Linked DNA regions of Mus musculus: all the other regions are linked to region 1. The links are chromatin loops, found by intact Hi-C in ENCODE. Cell type or tissue: gastrocnemius. All regions are shown on one strand. Each heading gives the region's core, and the rest is flanking DNA. Links, peaks and the distances in the headings are about the cores only.

Evidence for each region. A loop is a pair of places that touch in the nucleus more often than their neighbours do. Peaks named below come from ENCODE experiments on the same cell type or tissue, not always from the same donor. Only the 100,000 strongest peaks of a DNase experiment are listed, where the experiment ranks them.
Region 2: a loop joins it to region 1, with 11 times the contacts of the local background. A loop is called at or near these places in 3 of 42 quality-filtered maps.
Region 3: a loop joins it to region 1, with 2.5 times the contacts of the local background. A loop is called at or near these places in 3 of 42 quality-filtered maps.

The regions. Positions count from the first base shown.
Region 1 is chr13:37,557,878-37,565,923 of GRCm38, reverse strand. No RefSeq gene overlaps it. Among named protein-coding and RNA genes, the nearest start is that of Gm47754, 19 kb to the left of the region's middle. In gastrocnemius, for the core only: a CTCF peak has its summit at 4,252; DNase peaks (open chromatin) are centred at 3,132, 4,937 and 5,388; H3K4me3 peaks cover 1,235 bases; H3K27ac peaks cover 3,779 bases.
Region 2 is chr13:37,675,502-37,680,501 of GRCm38, reverse strand. No RefSeq gene overlaps it. Among named protein-coding and RNA genes, the nearest start is that of AI463229, 10 kb to the right of the region's middle. In gastrocnemius, for the core only: no CTCF peak of the experiment used is centred there; no DNase peak of the experiment used is centred there; H3K4me3 peaks cover 982 bases; H3K27ac peaks cover 4,871 bases.
Region 3 is chr13:37,618,975-37,623,974 of GRCm38, reverse strand. It overlaps Gm40915 (a long non-coding RNA gene), which reads left to right. Exons shown (of 4, transcript XR_873251.2): 3 at 957-1,126. Among named protein-coding and RNA genes, the nearest start is that of Gm40915, 6.1 kb to the left of the region's middle. In gastrocnemius, for the core only: a CTCF peak has its summit at 2,029 (motif pointing right); no DNase peak of the experiment used is centred there; H3K27ac peaks cover 1,738 bases.

The DNA of each region.
Region 1 (8,046 bases), core at 1,311-6,310:
GATCTATTAGATGACACTACTGAATCATCATTATGTGTGATCTGTGTGTGTGTGTGTGTGTGCACGAGCATATGCACATGCAGTTACATGCTGGCGTCTCCATGCAGTGGCCAGAGGTCAATGTTACTTTCCTGAATCCAAAAGCCATTGTCTTTTAGAAGATTAAACATGTGGGCATCTGAGCTGGGTAGCCTGGGCTACAAGATCAGGAAGAGCCAGGAATGATGGTACAACCCACTGATGACAGTACGTGGAAGATTAAGGAGGAAGAACTGTTGCAGTCCAAGCCAACCAGGACAACATGGTGAATGTCAACTAGCCTGGGCAGCACAATAAGACCTTGCTTCTCACTCCCTCTCTTGTTTCACAAGGTCCAGTGCATCTGTCTACTAACTGTGTAGTCTTTATACATTACAGTCTTTCTGTGACTTAGTCTTATCATCTGTAAAATGGGGAGGGCTTACCTTCCAGGATCATAAGGATTAAATAAGTTACCACATGGTGCTAATGCCTGGCTCACAGGAAGTACTCAGCGACTGCCAGTTTTCATTGACTATCATCATTTTCCTAGTTTCTTTTGTCAGTTCTTGATTGTATGTGCTGGAAAGTTCTACAGCACACTCGAGTACATTTTATTCTCTTTATCTTATCTGTTCCAGAGTCTGTTGATTTGGTTTCTCACCCATTATTTTCTCCCCTTTTCGGTCCTCTCTCTCCAGACTCACTGCCTCAGCCTTAGTTTTGGCCCCATCATCCCTCATGTGTGTGACAGAAGCCACCCTCTAACTGGTTTGTCAGCTTCCACATACTTCTGGGTAATAAAAAGCCATAAAATTATCTCCTGCGATCATCAAACAGTTAACATTGTCGAGTCTTTAATAGTAAACTGGGAGATGTTCTAGTAACTTTCCGTGGTTTGCTGATGAGTCGTCGCACCTACCTCCGAATAGACACTTTTATCTTCTCCTTTTGCAGGAGGGGGAAGCAGAGCACAGAGTACAGATGGCTAGAGCCCATACAGCAATAAATGCTCAGGTGAGATTTGAACCAAGGCTCCCCAAAGCATGCATCTGTTCATGGTGACCGCTCCATGCATGTGGTTACCACAACAGCTGTCCAGTTTTACAAATGGAAAGGTTTATAATTTTGATTTCAGTGAACTTTCTCTTTGGTTCTGGGAAGGCAACCAAAGGTCTCATGGATGCTAAGCATGCGCTCTGCCACTGAGCCACAACCCCAGCCCCTCCAGCTTTTTCAAACTAAAACTGTGGAATAATTTGAGCTTGGTTGCTATAAAATGGATGGATTAATATTGTCCTCTGTTTTTTATGGATTATTTTACCATATGCTTATGAGTGTTTTGTTTGCATGTATGTATGTGTGTACACCCTGTGAGTACCTGTGGAGACCAGAGATAGGCATCAGATCTCCTGGAGTTGGAGTTACAGATGGCTGTGGGCTGCCATGTGGGTACTAGGAACAAAGCCCGCAAGAGCAGCAAATGCCCTAAACCACTGTATCATCTCCCTAACCCCTAGCCATTTTTTTTTTTTTTTTGCTTGAAACGTTTGGAGTCCACTACTCAGTACTATAAATGCAATGTTTGTATGGTACTTTTCTTTCATTAAAATACTTTAAATTTTCCAGCTGTTTTATTTTTTTTCTAGCTTTCAGGCATAAATAGGATTTCTATAACTCAATGTATATATATTAGATATGTGTGTTTAATAGTGTATGTTTAATATGCATTTGATTTTTTTCTCTTTCTAACCCCTCCCCCCATTTCAGACTCATCATCATGTATAGCATTATTTTTATCTTTCCTGTTTTTGTTACTGTGTCGTTGTTGTTGTTATGATTATATTATCGGTGGTGGTGGTAGTAGTACTTGAGACAGGATCTTGGTATATAATGCAATCTGGACTTGAACTTGAAATCCTCCTGCCTCAGCCTTCCCAGTGATCCACTGCAAGTGTGTGCCACCACACCCATCTCTGGTTGGCTTGCTTTTCCTTTCTTGGTTTCCCAGCCTTTCCTTTCTGTCTCTTTTTCCAGGGTAGACTCACTCACATTGCACAACAGTGCAAACTTACCCACATTTCAGAATTACCCACAATGCAGTTTGTGCTCATTTCCATATTATCCCTCTTGGTGAGTGTTGTGGGTTTTTGTTTTTTGTTTTTTGTTTTTTAATTTGATGGGAGAGAGCATAGAAAGGTAGGTAGGTAGGTAGGTAGGTAGGTAGGTAGATAGATAGATAGATAGATAGATAGATAGATAGATAAATAGATAGATAGATAGATAGATACAAAGATATATAGATACATAAGTAGATAGATACATAGATAAATAGCTACTTAGATAGATAGCTTTGGGGTAGCCCAGCACCTAGGCAAGCTGTTGCTAGGCAGCTGTTGGGCAGAGCCTAGCAGGATCATCTGTAAGGCAATAGTGGAGGACCTCATTTGTGGGCTTCATCTCTACTTCTGTATTAATGTCTCAGTGGCCTTTCTCTTTTCCTCTTCTCTCTTCATTATTCCCTTTGCCTTCTGGAATCCAATCTGTTCTCCATGAAGGATCTGTGGGAAGCAGAGTTTGGAACCCAGTGCCTTGTCCTTCACTTTGGGGACAGAAATAGGATGCTCCAAGTGGGTAAAGCCAGCCACACCTGCATCCTGACCCCACCCCTGCACGCGAACACACCCCAACAGCTATGAGGCAGGGCTCATTTTAGGGGGACTTAGGGACTTCTCATTGCAATTCTTCATTCACCTCTCCCCGAGGGCTGACGGCTACTTGCAGGGAATGTTGGGAAAAATTCAAGTGACAGGTTATGCAAGGGCTGGTGACTACCTGATGGACGAAAGACTCTGTGTGTGTGTGTGTGTGTGTGTGTGTGTGTGTGTGTGTGTGAGTGAGGGGGGTGTTTGAACAGTCCAGGAGAGGGTACTTTGCAGGCAAGGTGCAAGTGCTGTGAGTTACAACATAAAGGGGCCTTGTTACACCATGGTGGTGGAGGCAGAAATCAGTGTAAGCTACTTGTCCCTGGAGTTCTGCCAAAAGGCTTCATTTCCTGACCTCTAAACCCTTTGAAGTCCGAATGCCCCGCCCCCCATCACAGTTATAAACAGCGAGGCTCCAGGGCCAGGGCCTTCCCAGCCACACCTGCTAGTATACAGATCTGTGTCCCCAGGAGGCAGCTTCCTGTACCTTGTACTGCCCAGCAGCTGCTTTGGGGGTCTAGCGTCAGGAGCGGTTAGCACATGTGTGTTACAGGAGTCCACAGTTATTCAGGGTGGAAGCTAAAATCTGGGGGGACATGGGGAAGATAGGATGCCCCAAAGTTGCATCCTGTTGCCATCTTTCTCTCTGTCTCTGGAACACTTACTGAAGGTTGGATTCATTGGCTTTCTCAACGCACACCTGCCTCGGTGATCTGAGTTATTCTGGGATATGGAGTAACTTCAGGGGCCCTCTGCTTTGTCTCAACAGTTAACAGATCCCAGCTCTTCTTCAGTGTCAACAAGGTTTCCCATGTGCGCCAAGGGTAGCAATGTCCCTGCCTTATCAGCCTAGCAACGAGAAGGCCAGTTTCCAGGAAAGCGGCCACCTGATCCAGCCTGGTGAAACCCATTCGCAGCCCAGCCACTGCTCTGTCCTTCACATCCCAGCACTCAACAGCAGAGCCACATGACAGCGTTTTCAGTTGGCTAGCCCTCCTTCTCCCCGGCAGCCGGGCTGTGGTTTGTGAATGGTAGAAATGCCTTGAGCCTTTGAATATCCCTCTAACCCTACATTGGTTAAGGACAGCAAAGCAGCAGCTTGTGGGGCCTGGGCTAGCTGGGTGGGCCCAGAAATGTCCCTCCCTCCCTGCTAAGCTCCCTGTCTTGTGAACCCAGTAGGAAACAAAGGCTGTGATGCTGACAGGCTGTTGTTAGGTACTTCCCACCCTGGCTGTGGCCTTTGATTAAACAGGGGTGATGGTGATGTTTGGGGTATACTTTGGAGAGCCTTGAATAATCTAGTTGTCGTTTGATTTGAAGAGTCTCTTTTTATAACTATATATGCCTTCCCTCTAGAGAACCAATAAATAATGTGGCCATTCTGGCAGGGCTGTCTTTCCATAGCTGCCCTGGGGAGTCTCTGGCCCCCCACCAGTGGCTTCTCCTGTTTCAATTTCCATGTCCTCTGGCTTCTGTAACCCAAGGAGCCCCTGAGCTTGGGAACAGCTGACAGCCAGACAGCTCCTAGTGGCGGTACCTGGAGAAGGAAGGGGTGGATGGGCACTGGCTTGCCAGCTTGCTCTGGGGCACCCTGTCCCTAGCTACTATGAGTCATTTGAAAGGTGAGCAAGAATGTGCCCTGGGTGAGCATAGGGGAGGGGGTATCTTCGGTGCCAAACCCAGGGAACAGAGCAGGGCCCTGTGGGCAAGGATGGGGTGGATATGAGCCCTGTTCAGAGGAGAATCACAGACAGCCCTGTTGTCTCTACAGATCATTACCTCAGAAGGAAGCTGGCCTTGTCTCCAGTGGGCATCACCCTAAAATCAGAGGCCATTGAAATGCATTTGGAAGATACTGCTTTGCATAAAGGGGCACTGTACTGGTTCAGAGGGCACCGTGTTGAGATCGGGGTGTCTCGTTTCATGGCAGGCAGTGTGTGTTGTGTTGCCTGCCGGGTGTCTCATTGCATGCAGTAGGTGCAGGAGGCATTGCATACTGTGTTTAGGCAGACACATGGCTAGACTGCTTACACAGTTATTACAGAGATTTTGTGGAACCTCTTGAGTTACCTACTAAGCCCAAACTTTCTATTTTTCCAGACGAGGAACCTAAAGCCAGAGGAGAAGCAGAAGTGGAGCTTGAGACTGTCTTCTTCCATATTCTCAGGGTGTGCAGCTTCACACCCCTGCAGCTCCACACTGTCCCTGGAGTGGGGGATGGGCAGGGCGAGCATGTGCTGGGACAGGGCATGAGGGTGATGAGGAGCCTTAAAGTCCAGGAACTTTGCCTCTCCAGCTCAGTCTTGGTTCCCCCCACCCTCTTGCCCTATCTACCATGCACTCATACATCTCCCTGGTCCCTTCCAACACTATTGGCTTTTCCTTCGGGGCCAGTGTAAAACCTTCACTGACTTTTACCAGGGCAGGAGAGGGGGTGCGGGGGAGGGGGAGGCTGGGGTGGGAGAGGGGGAAGGAGAGATGCTAGTTTCAGTTAGTGACTGGAAAGAACGCCACAGCCATGCCCCTGCATCCAGCTGTTGTTTTATTACTGTGTGCTTGGATAGAAGGAGCCAACCATGTCACCAGGGAGTGCCTGGCGGTGCTGACGCTCCTGGCAGAGTGAGGCCGTAGCCAAGAAGTCGTCAGGCTCTGATTTATCCCATTGCCAAGTGCTGGATGGAAAGTTCTGAGAACAGTGCTGGTAGAAAGGACAACAGGCACGAAAGCAGAGCCCTGGCTCTGAGGGGCGTCTTCCCTCAGAGCTCCGGAATGGCATGCATCTGTTTATCTCCTGCCTTGCCAGCCCACCAAAGCTACCCACCCTTGCCCCCCCCCCATGGCCTCAGCATGCCATGGCATTTAATAGATGTTAAAAAATAGTAACATCGGAGCCTGTGACTCTGATGCTACTGTCACAAAGGTTTCTTATTGGTGAGGCCTGATTGGCTGAGCCAGAGACTTTAGAGAGAGACCAAGCCAGGTGTGGGTTAGCCCTGTACTCTCTGCCCCCCCCCGCCCCCAGATGCTGAGGTCATAGTGAAAGGGATAAGGCTGGGGTGTTTGGACACACGTGTCTAGGGTACTTGCCCTTTTTCAAAACAGGAGAATGGTTCTGGATGCCCCATTTTCTTATCTTGTGAGCAGGGAAGGCTCTCTCGGTCTAGGCCGTAGATAGGTCTGTCCTCTGGGGGGAGAGGGTAGAGGCTTTAGGGCACATGGTTGGGGGCAGTGGGTAGGGTTCTGTCATCCTCTCTTCTTTGCAGGATGAGTTCTACGATTGTTCAGCTGAGACTTCCCAGACTGGTGGTTAGTGTGGAGGGACTGGGGCTTTCCTGCCTGTCTGCGCTGTGGCCTTTTTTCTCTTCCTTCTTGTGGGGATGGTGGAGTGGGGGAGGTGGTGTGAGAAGCAAAGAAAAAAAGTGACACAGGCTTGTCTTTAGCCACAGGCCTGCACCGAGGACCTCAGCAAAGGGCATCTGCAGTCATTTTTCCTCTTGACTGGGATCTCCCGATGTTCTGATAGTTAGGGGTGAAAGACAAGTTTCCCGTGACTCGTTTTACCTCTGCTCTGCACCTGAATGGTCCAGGAAGCAGACCTGGTCAGTGGCTATAGGTCAACCTGACCTGGCATTTCCAGCCCTCAGGGCTGATTCCCACAGAGAGCTCACCTTGAAAGGCAGGTGCCCTAGAAGATGCCAGACCCTTTCTAGGTTTCCCTACCATAGCCTTGTGAGAAGCCTGCTTTACCATAGAAGAAATGGAGACCCAGTAAACTTAACTCTCCCTTACATGATCATCAGCAGAAGATTATATTCTGGGGACCCTGGGCATTATAGATCTGGAATTGTTAGAGTCACCAGCTGTCAGAATTGCCCCTCAGCTTTGGCTAGACAGGAAGGGGGACCACCCCACCAAACGCTCCTCCCTCTCTTCCTCTTCCTTCATCATTGTGTATCTACTGCCTTTGATCTTCACAGCAACCACACTGTTAACATGAGCCGTGCTCCTGGGAAAGGCAGATGGAGATCTGGGGGTCAAGGAGAGATGACAAGTCACGGGGGAGAGATGACAAGTCACGGGGTGGTCAGGAGGTTGGCAGGAGAAAGCTCTGAGCACAGGGCTGGGAGACCAGGAACGCTCATTTCCTGACAGGTCTTGACGCCTATCAGCAAGGAGGATGGAGGAAGGAGGAAGCGGGGAGAACCCTGAATGATTCCAGAGTCAGGCAAGCCAGTGTGTTGGAATCTGGTACCCAGTGTGCTGCTCCTAGACGCTGGTTTTAGAGCCAGCATTCCCACCAGCTCCTATGTCTTTGTGGCTGGGACTGGGAGGGAGGATTGAAGACACGGGCCCAGGAGAATAAGTGCTTGGCCAAGCAAGGCTGGGGTGCAGCTAAGATTTGATCTCATCGTGGTGTGTTGATCAGCTTTCCCTCACTGTAACAGACACCTGAGAAGAGTTGGCTTATAAGAGAGAAAGGTTTGTTTTGGTCACTGCTTTGGAGGTCCCAAAGCAATGGCCCAAATGACCATTAGTGAGCCAATACATCATGAAGGGAGTATGTAACATAGGAGACTGCCCACTTCATAGCAGCCAAAAACAGGTATGGGGTGGGGTTGGGGGAAGGTGAAGGAAGAGGAGAAGGGAGAGGAGAAGGGGCAAGGGCTGGAGTCTCAGTCGTCCCTTCAAGACCGTTCCTCCAAAGACCCAACTTCCACCTATCAGGTTCCACCTCCCAAAGATTCCACCATCTCCCAGTAGCATTCTGGGGACCAGTTCTTAACACATGGGCCTTTATAGAGAATGCATAACCCATAGCAGCCAAACCCTGGAGCCCTGTGTTCAATCCTGAGCCAGGATGCCTCCTGACTGGAAAGGGCACAGGAAGACAAATGCAGAGGTGCCGGGTGGGAGGAAAAAGGAAACCAAGGGGGAAGTCAAGTTTCTAGGGAGGGTACAGGGGTTTCCAGCCGGAGCTTATAAGAATCTCTGGAGTATTGAACCAGTGTTCTCTGCCCTCCTGTGTGTTCTCATGCACACCCACACCTACAAGGTTCCTCCAATGAGATCATCATCTCCTCCTCGTCCTCGTCGTCGTCCTCCTCCTCCTCAGCCTTGCTCTCATGAGCTCTATTTTTACAAAGGAGGCTAGTAAGGCCCAGAGAAGCAATGACAAGGTCACACAGCTGGGGAGTGTGCACCTGGCATGCAAACTCATCCTGGAGTTTCAGGAGGTTAAAGAGGACTCTCCTCCCACTTCTCCAGTTCCCCTTCCTGTTTTGTCTCTTAAAGAGTGTGCCTTTCCTTTATCTTCAAGGCCAAA
Region 2 (5,000 bases), core at 1-5,000, 120 kb before region 1:
ACTGGAGGTGAAGGACAGGGGTTTTGGGGGGACAGGGAAGTGAAGAGAAGAACAGCTGGAAAGTCCAAGTTCAGATACCTCCCCCTGCCCCCGCCCACGCTGGAAGTGACCTGTAAGCTCCTCAGGCAGGAGCCAGAGCTGGAGAGAGCCTGTCCCCCACCTACAGGGATGTACTGATGTTCAGAACCAACAGGAGAGTGTGGACCTCAAAGGTCATCTTCATCTTCCGCCAGTTTTTGGAAGGAGGCTGGGAAGTTGTGATGAAGTTGCTATGAAGACTGTTGTTAATCTGAGGAAGATGGCTGCGTGGCTAGGTGGGCTTTATGATCAGTAACACCTTGTCAGGAGGAAGATGAGGCAGTCACGTGCCTGAGAAGAACAAAGCTTCATGATATCTTTTTCTTTCCTTTAAGAACGAGGCCCTTTGAGATCCTGCAACTCACATTACTTCAACAGCTATGTACTTAGTCTTCCCGAGGAACTTGCTCTTATCACCCGAGTCTGAACCTGCCCTGATGTTATTGTCTGCTAGAGAGAACCTTGGAACTTTCCATCGCACCCCTCTAATCCACCAGATAGTGACCATAGTCCCCAGAGGGTGATTAGAGTCTTTGCTGTCCAGAAGTGTCCCTTAGATGTCTTTTCAAAGCTCCGATGAGCAGCTGACAGGTGGCACAATAGAATCAGAATTTGGAGGGTGGGTCCCAAGTTCAGGGGTGCTCAAAACTCCCTCCTGACTCTGATTAACACTGCCAAGGATGAAGGCTGGCCTGGGGTTATGAGTGTATCCTGACTACTTGCACTTGATTTTGTGCTGCTGGTCAGTTTCTCCCCCCAACCCCCCGCATCCTCCACCTCAGTTTCTTCATATGTGAAATGGGAACAGGAGTGCTACTACCGTACAGTGTGAGAAATAGGTGCATTAAAATGTGGCTGTCACAAGCCAGCACTCTCTCGGTGTTTGCCATTTATGATGTTCAGGAGCACATATTTAAGAGGGACAGGGACAACGGGAATGGGACAGGGTGGCCAAGGAACCCCAGCAAGGGCCTCGAGGGGTGAAGGTGTAAAGACTAGAGACACTTCTTCTGGGGAGGAGAGGATTTTGTTTCAAACATGGTGGCCCCAGATTCCTCTCAGGTGGGAGGGAACATGGCTGCCTTTGCTGAGCTATGGAGGAAAGAATGAAGGGTCGCAGTGGAAAGTTTCCAGAGCCATCCATCCACCATGAGGTTGACTGTGTCAAGTGATACTGTCCAGACACTGGGTCATCTCACTGGAGGGGAGCTGAGCATCCATGGACGTTTGGTAATTATCTCAGTGTTCTAGAGCCAACTTGTCATGGATATGAAGAAATGGCTACAATTCTCCAGAAATGAAGCTGGCTTCCCTTTTCATACGGGAAGCCCCTCTTCCATGCATATCGTGTGACCATTCAGTCACTTCCCTTGTACATGCCTGGCAGATGACCCTCTCCTTAGCTTGTGCCACCCTTCCCACCCTAATATTGTTCTGCTTTCAGACTAGCAGATCCTTCTTCTGGTCACTTCCTCAGCCTCTTCATCCTGGGCGACCTCCCCATCTTCCGCATCTCTGATTCAGCGCCTAGTCACACCCTTGGGACACGCCGCTTGTGGGAGGCTCTGCCTTCTAGATTTCCACCCCTTAAGTACCCTCTGTAGCCACAGCTCCTGGCCCTATCACTGGTCCCATTCCGATCCAATCTCCCGATGGCTTCTTCCTAGTTTTTGGCATCTTGGATTCATGCTGGCTGTTTCTGTCCCTCCCTTGTTGGAATTTGGATTCCTTGGTGAGGTGACTTAGCCAAGTTCTCAAAAGCACCTCATTCCTTACTCTTTGACCTTCTACTGAGTCTCCTTGGACAGCCCTTTTTTTTTTTTATCTCTTCCTCATCTTAAACTGCTGAAACCTGTTGAAGAGACCTGGGCCCCCAGCAGTAACCGGACCTCCTGTGTGTTCCTGCCTCGACTCTCCCAGTGCCCGCAGGCATCTTCCTTCAACTCCATTTTTAGCTCCCTATCGGATTCCAGTGACAGCTGCTCAGAATCTTTTCCACTCTGCTCCAGCCCTAGCTGACCCTGTTCTCCTCGTCTCTGAGACGGAGGAGGGAGCCGTCCCGACTGAGACTCGGTTTTCGCTTTTCTTTTAACTATAGACGACTTCTTTCTTTTCTCATCCTATCTGGGGAGGAAACGTCCCTAACTGTTTCTAGCTTTCTCTCTGTGTTCCTAACTTATCATCTATCTCTTTGTCAATTACGGCCTTGATCTGTTATCATCTCTTGTAAAGTCCAGCCTCCGTTGGCGCTGACTCTGAAATCTTGGACTTTCTCTCACTTCCTTTATTTTAAAGCACAACCCCAGAGCCCTTCCTTGGTCTCTCTCCTCTGTCTCTCCATCCTCTAGTGTCTTCCTGATTCTTTCCCTCCGTGTCATTCCTGGCCACACTCAGCTGATGTGCCTACAATATACCTTGCTGTTTTTATCTCCCCTGGGCTGCACACCATCTTGGGAAGTAGGGCCAACACTGATATAGGAGCCAAAGGTGCAGGGGTTAGAATCCTGGCTCTTCCCCATGTGAATAATAGAACCTCATTTAGCCTAACACTAAACATCCCAAGTTTTGTTTTCCTCTTGTGGACAATGGAAGCTGTGGTACCTAATTTACTGGGTTATTGTGAGTATCAAATGAGGATACGACTTTCAAATGCTAAACATCTAGTTGATGTCTACCCCTTGATTTAGCTACTGCTGATTCCTATGTGTGTGCTGTGTGTCTGCTTTCTTTGGTCCCCCTGATGAATGTTTACCTCCATGGCCAAGGTATACCTCTTTGCGTGTACCAGGTGGGCCCCAGCCTAGCTCCTTTTCCCTCTGAACTGTTTTCCTTTAGTTTAGTAGATACTGCATTCCATTTCTTTTTTTTAAAACAAGATCATTTGTACGTAGTTATGTGGGTGTTCACAAAGCAGAGAGGCTGTGGAGGTAGGAGTAATTGAGAATATTAAAAATAATAGCCTTTGGATAAATGTGATAGCTTATGGCTAGGCATACTCTGATAACCTTAGATAAATTAAAAACAAACAAACAAACAACAACAAAAAACCTCTAAGTTGACCTTTCTCCCCTCCGTGACCGTATTCTTTAACCATGTAGTATTTACAACAAAATAAAATGTGCAATAAAGGCTCTTCAAAGGACTCCTGAACAGGAGCACGTGATGGAGCAAGGCCGTGGGTGGAAAAGTGTTTCCCTTCAGGTTGCTGAGGTCGGATTGTGGCAAGTATTTAAGATAATCCTCACCTGATGGGACTGACCTCAGTTCATGCAGACGGAATGAAATGGTCAGAGAGCTGATATCTGAGACTTCGTCCTGCCTGAACCAGCTAAGACTGGTGAGCGCATGCTTTGGGTATGATGCAATTCTAACATGGTTATGGAAGAGGCCAAGGGTGCCTGCCCATCATAGCTGAGCTGGAACACAATTCTTTCAGGGACCTGACTCTTTTTAGCAGGCATGAGAGCTAATTTATTTGATCAGGAGATACATATTTAGCATGGCAGTGTGGATTTGGTTGGTGTGGGCCACTTGGAATACAGAGTCGAATTTAATCTTACTAAAGCTGGGGCTGCCCGGGTAGGCTCCTCTGGGGAAGGAAAGGCAGATGCCTGGAAGTGGGCTGTAGGCTGGGCGGCCGCCTGGGCTTAGTGGCTGTCAGACAGGACTGTGAGGGACAGTCTTCAGCAGCAGCCGCCCTTGCTGTCCTGGCAAGGCACCTCCACGTGGTTCCCCTTGTCACCAATCTCTGGGCTTGTCACATTATCTGTAGGCAGCCTGAGGTGCCTCCCGCTACATATATGGGTTTTCTCCCATTCATCTTTCAATCTGGAGGATTTTCAAAGGTTGGTACCATTAAAAGCAAGATCTCAAAAGCATGCCACGTGGGGGCAAAACATTTGTGTTCAGCCATATACGTATTATTCTGTAAACTTTCATAGGAAGGGACCCATTTTATGTGCCATGTTCTATGTAGACATTACTCTTCAAGGCCGATGACTTAGAAACCTGGGTCTATTTATTGACCTCAAGTCAATATTCAGCAATGAACACAGTTGTCTTTATTCAGGCAAATGGGCCTGGATTTTGTCTACCGTAGTTGTCCCTTGGTATCTAAGGGGATTGTTTTCAGGACTCTGACGGATGTTAAAATCAATGGCTGCTTACATCCCTTACATAAAGTAGTGCAGCATCACCAGAGAACCTGCATCCACCTTTCTGCATGAAATCACCTGTGGATGGTGGCTACGTAACACAGTATGACTGCTTCATGAATAGCTGCCATGCTGGATTATTTGGGAATTGACAAGATAAAAATAGTCTGTATATGTTCAGCAGGAATGCAGGTCCCCCCCCCCCCATACACACACACAATGTTTTTGATCCATGGTTGGTTGAAGCCACAGATGTGGGACTCTTGGGTTTGAAGGGACAACTGTATCCTTTCCAAACCAAACCAGATGGAGAGCGGTGATAACCACACTTTTTTTTTTCTTTCTGTGCTGTGACCTCTTCCTGGCTAAGCTGCTGCAAGGCAGAAATGTGCTTGCTCATCTTCCTCATGGCCCAGAGGCTAGGGCTTTGCCTTCTGCAGAGGTGGTGGGTAACCGGAACACACACACATACACACACACACACACACACACACACACACACACACACACACGAGCAATGTACTCAGACTGTGTAGTCACTGTCCCTGAAGATCATGCAGACATGCCTCACTCACTGCAGGATGCTGTACCCAAAATCCAGACTACAAGGACAGGGAATTCACACTACAGCCATCTAATAGGCAAAAGATGGAAGGGCCTTAAGGAGTCTTTATTAGTTGTACCTTCCTCAAGGAAGCTAATGGAGCCGTTTTTATACTTCCAGTTGTCTAAGGTAGGGGTTACCCTTGCCTAAGCGAGGGTACTGGA
Region 3 (5,000 bases), core at 1-5,000, 59 kb before region 1:
TGGGAGTTAAACATTTATTAACCCTTTACTTGATAATCTTACAATGTGTTTAACATGTGGTGGGAGCATTCCACTGTACATGAGAAGTGTGCCAGGCAGCCTCAGTTTCCTTCTGCGTCCATCGCAGTCCCTTCTCTCCTTCTGCAGGCAACAGCGACTCCAATGCTTCTTCCTAAGGCAGCCCCTACACAGATATGTTTATGTGCCCTCTCTTACATCCAGGAGCAGGCATTTGGAGTCGCTTCTCGCTCCTCGCTCAGGTCTGTCTGCTTTGGGGTCTGCTATGATCTGAAAAGACTCCATGGTGTGTTCTCGCTGCAGTGAGCTATTCTGCCATGATGGGCTGAAACTCTGAGCCCAAGTCCATCTTCCCTACCAAGTTTCAGTCAGTTATTGTCACAGCAATGTCACCACAATTAATACAGCCAAAAAGAGAGAGTTTCAGCGTTCAGGGGATATCTGGATTCAGAATTGCAGGTAAGAGATTAGATCTGCAATATTTAGCCCGTGCCAGGCCCTGGGTGGGCATCCTTTTACACCTTTGTTTATTTAGCTTCAGAATATAAAAATATGGGGCTAGAAAGACGGCTCAGTGTCTCTTTTTCCAAAGGACCCGAGTTCAATTCTCAGCACTCACATGGCAGCTCACAATGGTCTGTAACTTCAGTTCCACCCTCACACCAATGAACATAAAATAACGCTAAGTAAACTATTAAAAATATATAAATATACTCTAGCTGTGCAGAAGTTGGTTAAGTTGTTTAGACTTTGGGTTTGGCTAATTTGTGTGTGTGTGTGTGTGTGTGTGTGTGTGTGTGTGTTTTGCAACTTTTTGTTTCAAAATAAATAAAAGAGTAACAATGTTTAAAACAAATAAAAGTACTTTAAAAGTTTTCTTTTTGTTACTAGTTTTTATGTGTTTATGTAAGTGTGTATTTGTATGTGTATGTGTTCAGGTACCCTTGGAACCCAAGAAAAGGAGTGAGATTCCCTAGAGCTGGTGTTACAAGCACTCTGAGTCACCTGGCATCAATACTGGGAACAGAGCTAGGGTTCCCTAGAAGAGCCACAAATACTTCTAACCACGGAGCCATCTCTCCAGTCACCTGACAGAAGTCAGCACATGGTAAGACAGACTAACAAATGTGCTAGTCTGGGTCTCTCTTCCTCTTCCTTAAGAGCCACACATACCATCCTAGGATTCCTACTCCCACCTGCCCTAACAGCCTCCTGGAGTCCCCACCTCTGCACCATGAGCGTGTGAAACTGGAGGTTAACTTTCCAGTCTATGATGCTTGAAGGACTACATTCAACCCTAGTATGTCTGAGTCCCACACAATAGAAAGGAAGTGTTTGACTGGTGAGTCAATATGACCGGGTAGATGACCCAGACATGACATTTTGTTAAGGACCTGTAGCTGTCCTAGGAGTGGAGAGGCTGCCAACCACGAAGAGCCTTGAAGTCCAAGGCTTTAACACCCCAGGGCGGCTCCACCCACATTGTCCGTGTTAGTTGATGGCATGAATTAGCTGGTGGTTTGTTACATTTAATTAGAAAGTAGATGCTAGAAACTGGTCTCTCTGTCTCTCTCTCTCTCTCTGTGTGTGTGTTTCTGTGTGTATATTTCTCTGTGTGCATCTCTGTGTGTATATCTCTGTGTGTCTATGTGTGTGCATCTCTCTATATGTGTTGATTTCTGTGTGTCTCTCTGTAGTGTCTGTGTATCTATCTATGTATGTGTGTGTGATTATCTCTCTCTGTGTGTGTCTGTGAATGTCTGTATCTCTATGTGTGGTTATCTGTGTATGTCTGCGTGTATTTTTATGTGTGTATCTATCTGTGTGTGCATGTGTGGTGTATGTGTGTCTATCAGTGTGGTGTGTGTGTCTGTGTGTATATGTATCTATCTCTCTGTCTCTGTGGTGTGTGTATATCTGTGAATGTCTGATCATTCCTACACCTTGAATGTTGTCCTGTCCAGGGGATAATAATCTTTCTCTAGTGTGCACTGCCTCAAGAGGACACTGTGGCTATGCTAAACTCTAAGCCTAACCAGGCTTCAAGTAGAAAAAGAAGTCTTGAGCCTGTCTCTCTCTCTTCATGTGACAGTGAGGAGAGCTGGCTCTGTCTGGCTCTGTGAGTGATTTTTTGGCTTGAGGCCACCATAGTTATATCTGCCCTGGTCCAGGGTCTCCTTCAGGTAGCTGCTATCTGCTATCTCTAGTCATCATGGTTCAGGTTTATCATCCTGTTTTATGTGATGGAAGAGGGAGTGTGAGAGGACCTAACAAGAGGATGGGCCTGTGTAGCCCAAGGAAGAGAACTGTTTGTGACCTGGTATGCCATCAAAGCATGGCTGGCTCATAAAGTCTAAGTCTGAGTGACTCAAGCTTATTGCCTATTATATTTAGATGCCCAGAATGGTACCCTGTCACTCCTGTCCTCACACAGCAGCTGCGTGCTGGCCTTGGGCTACGTCTTTCTCATGTAGTGTCCTGGCTGACTTAGCAGGAGTATGCTGGCTAGAGTACTTTCACAAAGCGTGCCCACCGTGCACTATCTGCAAAGTATCAGCCTGCACTGTCAAAAGATCACACTTTGATGCTCTGAGGTCAGCCTGGTGACTTTGAAACCGTCCCATCCAATACCACTCCAGCTTTGCTGATGGTCAAACCGGTTCCCATCACCCATCACCATCTTTTTTTGTTTTTTGGTTTTTTTTTGGTTTTTCGAGACAGGGTTTCTCTGTATAGCCCTGGCTGTCCTGGAACTAACTTTGTAGACCAGGCTGGCCTGGAACTCAGAAATCCGCCTGCCTCTGCCTCCCAAGTGCTGGGATTAAAGGCGTGCGCCACCACGCCCGGCTCACCCATCACCATGTTGACCATTCTGGAAGTTTCTATGTACGAACAGGAAACATATAATCCAGGTGGAAGAGAGGGAGGGGCCACAGTTCCAGGAGCTCAGTTTTCTTCCTGTTTCCTGATTTTGGATGAGTTACCAAAAGCCAGTGGAAGGCATCTGCAACTCTTTTTAATGATATAGAAACCAGGCTAGGCCCTGCCACCTCTATAGCACATGGTGACCTACTGTGGTCAAATGTGGAATATTGCAGAAAGAGCTCAGGGCTTGGTCCATCTAGTCCCAAACCAGTGCAGACTCAGCAGAAGCGAGTAGGAGATTAGAACTGGAGTGACCTGGGTTTGCTGGCGGCGGGGTGGGGGTAGGGAGAGGAAAGGGTAAATTTTCGAATTTTCTAAGATGCTGGGTCAGCTCCCAGCCTATCTGGGATGTAGCCTGCAGAGAAGGCTGGGTGATGAAGGAGGCCATCTGGCTGTCAGGCTAGTATAGACATGGGGTGACCTTGGGTCTGTCTGCTTGTCAGCCTGGAGGAAAAGGAGGGGGAAGAGGAGGAGGAAGAGGAAGAAGAGGGGAAGGCCAAAGAGCCATTGGCCAATGAGGGCTATGTGTGTGAAAAGGGACTTTGGGGTTGGATTTGTCTGTCACGAAGGCAGGGCTCCCTTTGTTCTGTGCTGTGCAGATCCAAGGTGAGCAGCCAGCCGGCCTCACTCCTCCTGTGGGTGTATTTTAAGCTCTCAGAGCGCTGGTACTCTGTACCCTTGTGGACTTACTGTCTGCGTGGGAGCCTGGGCTCCTCTTGCTTCCCCACAAGGCAAGGTCACTCCAGGCTGGTGGTTTGTGCAATCCTGAAGTTTGACTGTGGGACAAAAGTCACAAGTCCTCTAGTAGCTCTCATGATACCTGCTCTGAAAAGTCCCTAGCTGGTGGAGACTGGTGCCATCCTGTCCAGTCCTCAGCTGTCAGCTCAGTGTGGGGGGGGACACACACAGGACTGTCTGTCATCCGGCCAGGCTGTGGCCACAGCTGTGGTACTGGAGGGCTCCTGAGGTGGGAACCTGTACAGGGTGGCACAAAGCACGAAGCATCGGCTCAGACCTCCTGGCAGGAGCCTGTGAGTCTCTCTGCTCACTTGCATAACACTTCCTGTGTGTGTTTCCTCAGTCTCAGCAACGGTCAGGTCAGCAAGTGACCTTTAAAACCACTGAGAAGCCGCCACTTTCGGAGGCCAGGCTGTCACAGAGCCACCCCTTCCTGCCACCCTTCTTCCTGCTAGGGCAGCTGCACACTAGAGGGCCGATGAAAGAAAAAAACAAAACAAAACAAAACAAAACAAAACAAAACAAAACAAAACAAAACAAAACTTAAAGTTTTAGGCCAAACATGGTGATCCTAACCTGAAATCCTGGCATCAGGGGACAGGGAGGAAGAGAAGGAGGAGGAGGAGAAGAAGGAGGAGGAGGAGGAAGAGGAGGAGGAGGAAGAGGAAGAGGAGGAAGAGGAAGAGGAAGAGGGGGAAGAAGAGGAGGAGGAAGAGGAGGAGGAGGAAGAGGAGGAGGCATTTGAAGCCAGCCTAGGCCACAGAGGAAGCTGTCTTTAAAAAAAGCAGTATTTGTGTGTGTGTGTATGTGTGTGTGTGTGTGTGCACGTGCGTGTGTGTGTGTGTTGTGTGTGTATGTGTTGTGTGAGTATGTGAATGAGCGAATGTATGTTGTATGTATATGTGAGTGTGCATGAGTGAGTGTATGTTGTGTGTGTGTGACACTCTCTATCCATTCATCCATCAGCAGGTACCTAGGCTGACTGCATCTATAGTTCAGCTCCCTTGAATTGTGCATTTGTGTGATTGCACACGTGAAAGTCAGAGGACAACCCCAGGTGTCCTGTCACACCTACACCTCAAGAGTTGCTTACCTTGATTTTTTTGTTTTTGTTTTAGGTTTTGTTGTTGTTGTGTTTATTTGTTTTTGTGTTTTAACACGGGGTCTTGCTATGGAGCTTTGGCTGGCTTGGAACTTGCTGTATGAAGCAGGCTGGTCTAGAATTCAGAGATCTGCCTGCAGGTGCTTCCCAAGTGCTGGGGTTACAGGCGTAAACCAGTATGCCTGGCTGCTTCCCTTGTGTTTAGATATAAGCTCTT